2 separate regions of the Mus musculus genome follow, and region 2 is linked to region 1. A link is a loop called in an ENCODE intact Hi-C map of the cell type or tissue named here. Cell type or tissue: gastrocnemius. All regions are shown on one strand.

Evidence for each region. Hi-C counts contacts between places; a loop is a spot of excess contacts. Peaks named below come from ENCODE experiments on the same cell type or tissue, not always from the same donor. Only the 100,000 strongest peaks of a DNase experiment are listed, where the experiment ranks them.
Region 2: it touches region 1 in a loop (7-fold over the local background); 16 of 42 quality-filtered maps call a loop at or near these places.

The regions. Positions count from the first base shown.
Region 1 is chr17:42,941,290-42,946,289 of GRCm38, forward strand. No RefSeq gene overlaps it. Among named protein-coding and RNA genes, the nearest start is that of Cd2ap, 67 kb to the left of the region's middle. In gastrocnemius, a CTCF peak has its summit at 2,312 (motif pointing left); a DNase peak (open chromatin) is centred at 2,277; H3K4me3 peaks cover 554 bases; H3K27ac peaks cover 847 bases.
Region 2 is chr17:42,812,777-42,817,776 of GRCm38, forward strand. It overlaps Cd2ap (CD2-associated protein), which reads right to left. Exons shown (of 18, transcript NM_009847.3): 12 at 3,651-3,816; 13 at 3,169-3,311. Among named protein-coding and RNA genes, the nearest start is that of Cd2ap, 61 kb to the right of the region's middle. In gastrocnemius, CTCF peaks have their summits at 2,766 (motif pointing right) and 4,643 (motif pointing left); no DNase peak of the experiment used is centred here; H3K4me3 peaks cover 604 bases; H3K27ac peaks cover 2,510 bases.

The sequences.
Region 1 (5,000 bases):
ATTCCAGTGTTTGGGAGGTGGAGACAGGAGTAAGTTACAGGCCAGAGAGGGATGCATGAGACCCTGTTTCAAAAGCTACAAAAGCAGTAAAGCAACCAAAGGGGCCGAGAGTGTGGCTCAGCAGCAAAGCTCTGGCCTAGCATGTATGCAACTCTGGGTTTGATCCTCAGTGCTGAGACACAGTTTCTTGATGTAGTAGATCTTGAGCAACAGGTGTTAGACACCCCATTGGCCCTCTGTGGGACTGCCTTCCCTTGAGTCACCCTAGCTGCCAGCCAGGTCTTGTCCTGAGTCTCCATCCCCTGCTATAGTAAGAAGGAGAAAGTAGCCAGGCATGGAGGCTCACACTAGCAATACCAGCACCCAGGAAGTAGAAGCTGCAGGAGCCCAAGTTCAAGGCCACCCGCTGCTACATGGTGAGTTCAAATCTAGCCTAGGCTACATCTGACCTTCTCGCAAAGGTCACATTTATACCACTTTCTCTCAGATGTTTTCACATTGCCCTTGTTCTCCACTTACTTCTTGTGCTTAATGGTACAGTCAAACCTAACTAGATGCCAACATTAAAAAGGGCTCAAGTTCTTTTATTGTAAGGAGCGCTAGAAAAGACAAAAATCCCTGTTGAAAACACCATATAAAACGGAAGCTGGTGTAGAGGTTGGAGAGATGGGTCAGCGGTAAGAGCACATACTGACTACTCTTGCAGAGGAGTTGAGTTGAGTTCCCAGCACCCAGGCTGGGCAGCTCAGAACCATCTGTAACTCCAGCTCCAATGTGCCTGATGCTTCTGACCTCCAAATACAACCGCACTCACAAGCCCAGACTCTCCCCCTGCCTCCGTACACATAATTTAAATAATTAAAGAGACACCTAACAAAATAAAAGAAAGATGAGGCCAAGGTTTCTGGGTCAGTGATGGGAGGAGCCCCTGGTCCAAGACGGCTTCTGTCCTTGCCACTGTGTGAGCCACATTCTGTACTTCTGGCTTGGGCAGGAATGCCTTCTCCTCACCTGAAAAAGTAGGAGGATGTGACAGGAGACACAGTGTGCCAAGCTGAGAGCAAACCTGCCCCAGGAAAACCTTTTAAAACTTTGATTGCTTACGAGACAGGCTGGTTCATGCTTGTAATCTCAACACTAGGGTGGCCTAGGGAGGCTGAGTTAGGACGATCGCTGGGAGACTGGAGGCAGCCTGGGTGGGGTACATAGTGACTTTTAAGGCTAGCCTGGGCTACACAGAGTGATCTTGTCTCACAAAACAAAACACATTTTAAAAGGTGGTAGTTACAAATTGAAGCAAAATTGCATTTCACTGTTACCCTTTGTCACGTTGGGATGTTAAACGGAACAATTTTTATATAACGACAAGTGGTTTATTTATGGCGCAGTGGACGTATACCCATGTCTGATGGTTTATGGAGGTCAAAGAAAAACTTTCAAGACTTGTTTCTCCCTTTCTACCATGTGGACCACGGAGGGGGAAAGAGGTTAAGTTGTCCGGCTCGGCAAGGCAAGCAATCATCTTTACCCACCGAGTCATTTCAGCCACCCAAGTATACTGATTTGTTAAAAACTTTATTTATTTACTTGTTTGTTTGTTTGTTTGTTTAGTGTAGAAGTGTTTACCTGCAGGTATGTGTGATGCCCTCAGAGGCCGAATCTTCTGAAACTGTAGTTACAGATTGGGAACGGCCGTGTGGGTGCTGGAAACGGAACCTGGGTCGCCTACAAGTGCAGGAATTGCTGCTCCACTTCTGTACCATTTCTCCAGCCCGATCGATCCCCTTCCCCCATACTAATGATATGTAAATATCAGACAATTCCTCCATGTAAGAATAAAAGTTAATGTTAGCAACCAGAGTCTCTGTGTTAGATGTCTGTCTCTATCTTTCTATCCCTTCTCTCTCTCTCTCTCCCTCTTCTGTCTCCTCCTCCCTCCCTCCTTTCCTCCTTCCCTCCCTCCCCCACCCCTCCCTTCCTTTCTCCCTTCGTTCCTCCCTTCTTTCTCTCATATGCTGAGTATCACTATGCAGCTGTGGTTAGACTGGAATTTGCTGTGTTCATCAAAGCTGTCCATGAACTCTGTCTCCCTTGTGCTGGGATTTCAGGCTTGGGCCACCATACTCTTGGAAAGGTTTGTCCTCTCCGTTTACTGACCTGGCTTGTATCCCTTTAGATACTTAGACATTTACACGTGTATGAATTTACACTTGCCGCGGGTTAAGAGTGCTTGTCAAGCAGCAATTGTGGATTTATTTCCTTGCCAGCTCTTGTCTGCCAAGAAGAGAACTGATTTGGACCAGTGTTGCCATCTAGTGGTCACTATGGAAAATGCAAGACGTATTTACTATGTACAGCGGAGAGGAAGTTCTACTCCTAGCCGAGGTTAGTGGTAATTAGAAGCGCAGGCAGAGGAAGAGTTAGGAGGAAGAAACCAGAAGAGATTTGTTGTAAGGGTTTCCTTATGCAAGAAGGGGTAATGTCTTGTTTGAAGAGAGGGAGTTCTGATGTCAAAAAGTAGAGAGCAGTCCTTAAGTTATCTTTCAGCTAGCTGGCGGTGGTGGCACAGGCCTTTAGTCCCAACACTCAGGAGCAAAGGCAGGCATATCTCTGTGACTTCAAGGCTAGCCTGGTCTACAAAGTGAGTTCCAGGACAACCAAGGCTATTACACAGAAAAACCCAGTGTCAGGGGAAAGAAAAGAAAAGAAGAGAGAGGAGAGGAGAGGAGAGGAGAGGAGAGGAGAGGAGAGGAGAGGAGAGGAGAGGAGAGGAGAGGAGAGGAGAGAAGAGAAGAGAAGAGAAGAGAAGAGAAGAGAAGAGAAGAGAAGAGAAGAGAAGAGAAGAGAAGAGAAGAGAAGAGAAGAGAAAAGTTATCTTTCAAGAGTTTGGGAGCACAAAGGTCCTTGTGCCTACAGATTGCTAGGGAAACCAGGACTGTTAAACACGAGGAGTTGTCTTTTCAAAGAGAAAGATGTATAACCTGTTCTTCCACCCAGAAGGCTGGGAGCTGGAGGTGATTAACAGCCTGGTGATCTGCATTATCCGAAGGACCAGGCCATATAAAGCTCCCACACCAGGGACCTGTCTTAGTTGGGGTTTCCACTGCTGTGAAGAGACACCATGACCTAGACAACTCTTCTAAAGGCAAACATTTCATTGTGGCTGGTTTGCAGTTTCAGAGGTTTGCTCCTTTGTCATCAGGGCAGGAAGCAGGGCAGCGGGCAGACAGACACGTGCTGGAGAAGGAGCTGAGAGTTCTACATCAGGATCCCCAGGAGACTGTCTTCTGCAGGCAGCCAGGAGGAGGCTCTCTTTCCACACTGGGTGGAGTTTGGGCATAGGCTACCTAAAACCCCACCCTTACAGTGACACACTGCTCCAACAAGACCATATCTAAAACCCCACCCCTACAGTGACACACTGCTCCAACAAGACCATATCTACTTGAACAAGGCCACACCTCCTACTAGTGCCATTCCATGTGGGCCAAGCATTCAATGACCAAAACTAATCAAACCACCACAGACCTGAAGATACTCAGTAGTCTAGATGATCCTTACATTATGTATGTCCAGGTACATAAAGGCATATTATGTATGACCAGGGGCTCCTTCAAGCAGGACCAGAGATGGCTAGTAACTCAAATAACCTCTGCTATCTCTATCATTGAGACCATGCCGGATTCTAGCTGAGGCACTTAAGCTGATACATGTAGCCTATCTCTAGAACTCATCTTCTGCGAAAAAATGACCTGTGCTTGAGTTGAGGTTCAATGTAATTATGATTCTGTGTGCACTAGGGATTGTATTACACCAGCAAATTCCCCCCCCCACCCCAAATTATACTGTTGTCTGTGTTAGGGGTTTACTGCTGTGAACAGACACCAGGACCAAGGCAACTCATAAAGAACAACATTTAATTGGGGCTGGCTTACAGGTTCAGAGGTTCAGTCCATTATCATTATGTTGGGAAGCATGGCAGCATCCAGGTAAGTATGGTGCTATAGGAGCTGAGAGTTCTACCTCTTATTTCGAAGGCAGTTCTGAGAAGACTAACTTCCAGGAAGCTAGGAGGAAGGTCTCAAAGACCACCCCCACAGTGGCACACTTACCCCAACAAGGCCACACCCACTCCACAAGGCCACACCTCCCAATAGTGCCACTCCCTGGGCCAAGCATATTCAAACCACCACAACTGTCTTTAAATATGCTTACAGTAAACTTCTCAGGGTGAGACTGCAGAAGTTTGAGCCAGCCTGTCTTGCATGCGCCCGACTCGCCAGCAAGAACGACACTGCAACAGGATCCTTCTGCACACGTTTATTGGGAGAGCTTGATTGTAGAGGCGAAGAGACCCCAAGCCAAGAACTGGTGCTAGGCCTAGGAGAGGCGAGTCTCAGACCCGGATTGGTTAACATATCTCTCATCTGACTGGTTAACATGTCTCTCATCTGATTGGTTAACATGTCTCTCATCTGATTGGTTAACATGTCTCTCATCTGATTGGTTATATTCTCAAAACCTCATCTTGGTGGAAAAACTTTACTGCCTTTGTATGCGTGGTGGCCAGCGGTAGCCAGCACCACCCTGCAACGGCACATGTGGCTTCCCACAAGCCTGCCTAACTAAGTCCTGCTGAACTGTGTTTCCCTCTTGCCTCTTGAGGTACATCTCTGCCAACTGAGGCATTCACAGGGCCCCCCTCATATATAGCTAATATGCCCAAGTGGAGAGAAGTGGAACCCCTGTGAACTATGATGTCTGCTAATATTTATCTCAAATTCCATCATGATGGTCTCTCAACAGAGTCTCTGAGGGCTCTCTCTCTCCTCTCAGACTTTGGCTCTGGCACAGGGAGCAGCCTATCTCCATTCAGGTGCTGGAGCACAACTCACCTACAACTGACCCCCAGTCAGAACTCTTGGTTCTCCTTGGTTTTACCCACATTACTTGCTTTCCTTATTCCTGACAAAACATCTGACAAAGGCAGCTGAAGGAAG
Region 2 (5,000 bases), 130 kb before region 1:
TACATTATTTAAAAGATAAGGCAACTATCAGTACCAGGGATTTGTCTGTTTTACATTTTCTTCTTTTAAAAGATATACGTTTTATTTTTAATTCCATGAATGTGTCTGTGTGTAGGTTATGCCCACATGAATAGAAGCACTCAGAAGAGGGTTTGCTACCCCAGGACTTGGGGTTACAGCAGTTGTGAGTTGTCCATGTGGGTGCTGTGAACTAAACTCACGGTTCTGCAAGAGCAATGCTCTCTCTTCATCACCCAGCCATCTCTCCAGCCCTGGTTTACATGTTCTGACACTTAGAAACTGTTCCGCCCTAATGCTATATCTCAAGTTGTACTCAACCCAAAACTCACACAAGAGGTAGAAAACTTCTATAAGGACAGATTGAAATGTCCAAAATAGAAAATTCATCAAAATTCAAGCATTTGAGTGGCAACATGACTACCAGTGGATAATTGCACAGCTGGCCTCAAGGTACACAAGTAGCTGGCAAGGTGAAAACAAATGTGCACAAAAACTCAACTTACCTAAGGAAATATATATCAAAGTCACACATGTAGACATTTTGTTCGATATGATATGATATGATAAGAGAGCCTATCTGCTGCCGTCAGTGAGGCCTCTTAACCTGGCAAAGAACGCGTGTCTAGAACACTGTTAAGGATGTCACAGCTGCTCAGTAAAGTATTTTTACTTAATTCCCAAAATTGATAATTACTGAAGACAGAGCAAAAACGTGGCACACCACCAAAGTTAACCAAGTTAAGTGAAAAGAACCAAGAACAGTTGCTTACAAGTTTACTGCTGATTTCCTGCCGTGTGACACTTTCAGTATCTCTAAACCACTGTTTCCTTATTAAAGAAAACAACCTTAAGCCAAAAACTGCAACTTCTCCAACTCTGTTCTACAAGGCCCTTCTATTCTATTATATGAAGAGTAAACAACCACCATTGATATAAACAAACTGTTTCTACTACAAACCTTAAAAGACTGTTGGTGAGTGTATAGAAAACTTGAGGGCTTGGAAAGGAGGCTCTGCAGTTAAGGGCTTGAACAGCATTCTGGACGCAAAGGCAGGTGGACCTCTGTAAGGTCAAGGCCAGCCTGGTCTACGTAGCAAGTTATGAGATAGCCAGAGCTACGAAGAGAGACCTTATCTTAATCAACAAAATAGAGTACACACTTCTCTTAGAGAGGATCCAAGATGAGTCTCCAGCAAGCACATGAGCTGGCTCACAAACCACCTATAACCTCAGCTGCATGGGAATCCTGTATCTCTGACCTCCAAAGGAACCTGAATTCACATATATACCCACACAGCGACACACATACAGACATGTAAGGGGGGGGGGGCTTTCTTTTAAAAATCAAAAGTTTATTTCATCTAAAGTGTTTTAAAACGTCTACTACTTTAAAACCAAATAGAGTGATACAAAGTAATATAAAAACAAACTTCAATCCCCAAAGGAACAACCAAATTTAAGACTTTTGTGATAAAGATCACAAAAATTGGAAAAATGTGAAAGATAATCCCAACAGATGTTTATTTAAAGCATTAAATTCACATAAATAACCAAGTTTTCATGAATTATTACTTTTGAAAACACGTTGCTGGTTACATTATGAGTACATATAAAAACATAAGCTATGAGAAGTCTATCATTTTACTACTAATGTCTGCAAAAATAATGGATATTTTAGATCATTTTTCATTTATTATTTAATAGTAAATAAGATCAATTTTAACAAATGAAATACAAAGAGTATATATATTTTGGTGAACCTTTTTAAACTATAGTTTGATTACAATTCTCAAATATTGGTACTGTAGCACCATCTAGAGAAGGGTGGATCCAAATATGACAAAGGGATTTATAAAACATTAAAATCAACTGATTAAGTGAACTGAAGATAAAGCCTTTGCATTGATAAATGGAAATGAAACAAGAAAAAAACGGGATTATAAAGTGTAGTTACTGTTGAAGTTGAGCCTGAAGCTCAACAGTCCTCTATGGCACTAAGACTTTTGACAGAGCCATCAGAGCACTTTTCTATATGCACGGACTGTAGCATTCTCCTCATTGGTGATTGAGAGTACTGATGTGTCTGTGGCTCACTCTGTTATCATATAAAATGGAGGAAACAGCATCTATTTCCTAGGGTTACAATAAAAATAAAAACATACGTAAAAAAGTCCTTTAAGAAATGTAAGAAATTTAAAAATGTAAAATTTTATATGAAATAATATCTAGTTCCACAAAGTAATGACGCTCTAACATTCTTAAAAGGTAGAACTTAACCAAGATGTCTGTGCTTCCAGCTCTCCACCTTCCCACTGTATAGAGAACCAGAAGAATGGACAAACACAAGATGGCCAAAAACAAACAAAAAACAAACCAACAAACCAACAAACTAAATCTAAAGAAACACTATTTGGTAAACGTGAAGCCTACTGATAATAAAAATATTTTCTTGTAGATAACAGGTTTCTCCAGATAGATTTTTTAAGGTTTTTGGGGGGTTTTTTGTTTGTTTGTTTGTTTTTTGAGACAGGGTTTTTCTGTGTAGCCCTGGCTCTCACTTTGTAGACCAGGCTGGTCAGAAATGTGCCTGCCTCTGCCTCCCAAGTGCTGGGATTAAAGGCGTGCGCCACCACTGCTCAGAGATTTGTAAGTTTTATAAACTACAACTACTGCTAGCACTGAAAGTCTATGCCATCCTAGTATTTTTTAAAAAGCAGGTACAGGTTGTAGCCAGAAGAGGGCTTCAGATCCCCTGAACTAGTTACAGGCAGTTGTGAGCTCATGTGGTTTAAGGAGGAGCAGCCAGTACTTTTTCTTAACCACTGAGCCATCTCTCTAGTTCCTCATTTTCAAATCTTAAAAACCAAAAGGTACTCAACTCCAACAAATGTAAAAGATATGGTCATTACATAACAGTCGAGACATAATGAAGTACTAAGCATGTCTGTCAGTCTACTCATGTTTTGCTTCTCAGTAAGAAATCTCAGCTCAGTCAGGACTGTGTTCTGCCCACCTATCGTCCTCTGGCTACTAAATTTTAAGCCAGTTCACCTAGTTGCCATCCTTTACTTCTGCAAGGTGCATACACAAATCTAAGATTCTAAAATCCATCTGAGTTCTTTTTTAATCTTGCCCATTCTGGCTTACCTGTTTCTTTTGAGTTCCTGGCTACAAAGGCATCAAGGTCTACTGATTTTGGTCTAACTGGCAATTGTTCAGGATCTAGCTTTGGTTTTGATACTGGCTCAGTATCAATCTTTGAAGAAATTATAGAAACTTCTCCATTAATTCTGAAATGAGAAAACAAACATTCAAAAATCACTTGGAGGTTAAATAGAACTTTTAAATAATGATGTAATGGCATTAAAGATTTTATGTAACAGAACACTAATTTCCATCTGTTCTGAAAAACTATGCATAAACATGAGCTAACCCTAAAATTGATCACAACAAAATCAGAAATGTAAAGTTTCATTCATTTATTCTAAATATATGATTAACACTTAACAAAATTAATTAACAAAGAGATAAATGTACGGGGAACAGATATTTAAACTTTGAAAGGTAACAGAGCTCTGTAGGTCAAAGGTAGTTAATTGACGTCGAATTCTAAATTAGGAACGGCTTACTTGGCTGCTGGAGGTGGCGGAGGGACTGGCTTTTCTGGCCGCTTTGGGTACACTGCTCCAGGCGACCTCAGTAAGTTACTGGCTTTGGTGGGTGCAGTGGGCTTTTTGGGCGGGACTTGAGGAGCAGCTGGTTTAGAAGGTTTCTGTTCTAACAGTGATTTTTCATCTGATGATTAAAAAAAAATATTTAATAATAATAAAAACTTGTTTAGCTTTGTTTTTCATATTGCCAGCTGGAAAAACGAGAGGCAGAGACCATTATTAACCTTCATATTCTATACAAGTATGCACTGTTTGGCGGTTGCACTTTAATGTGTCTAAGAACCTTTTAAAAAATGATCCATGGGAGCCAGAACTCACTAAAAACCTGATTAGAAATAACACATGCTTTCTTAAGCTATGCTTCCAGTAGTCTTCGCTTGCTATTAGGAGTGATAACACTATTTTATGAAGTAATTCAATGAATAGATATTTCTTAATAGTGCAAAAATGCTTAAAGAACTGTATTATGAATAACTGTCTGCCACATTCGTTAAAAACCAACAAAAAGGCAGCAAACACTTACATACATCACACTACATATAGCATATTCATTTCCTTATGTTTCAGGCACTAAGCACAAACATTAACAGAACATCTGTACACATAGTTCAAATCCCTAGTCCAGGAGTGAATGTAACAGTCACAACTAAAAACACAGTAAACTTCGGCCCAGCACTGAACTATTATTTGTCTTTGAGAAAACAATGTGTATGAAAGTCTAAAAAGTTTCCTGCTAAACAGAAACTAGTGAATATTAAACTTGAACCAATAGCATTTAAAACTGAAAATTTCACAAAAGTATACAACATAGGTGCTAGAGAGCTGGCTCAGCAGTTAAGAGCATTGGCTGCTCCTGCAGAGGACCAAGGTTTAGTTCCCAGAACCTACATGAATAAATTCACTGTGACTCCAGGTCCAGGGATCTAATGCCCTCTTCTGGCATCCTTGGGATTAGTCACACATACCATGCACGAACACTCATGCAGGCAAATACTTACAAAATACAGTACACTGCAAGTATTCTTCCATGTATATAATTATTCCCTTACAGCTTGTGAAAAACGGCAATCTGATCATCCTTTAAGGTAAAAGTTTGTTTGCTTGCTTGTTTGTTTTCTTTAAAAAGATAAGGTCTTTCTATCTAGTCCTGGCTATCCTGGAACTTACCATGTAGACCAGGCTAGACTTGAGCTCACAGAAATCCTCCTGCCTCCCAAAGTGCTGACACTGAAGGTGTGAGCCATCATGCCTGGCTAAAAGTCTATTTTTACATGACCTCAAAAATTTAATAATGTATCAAATACCTAT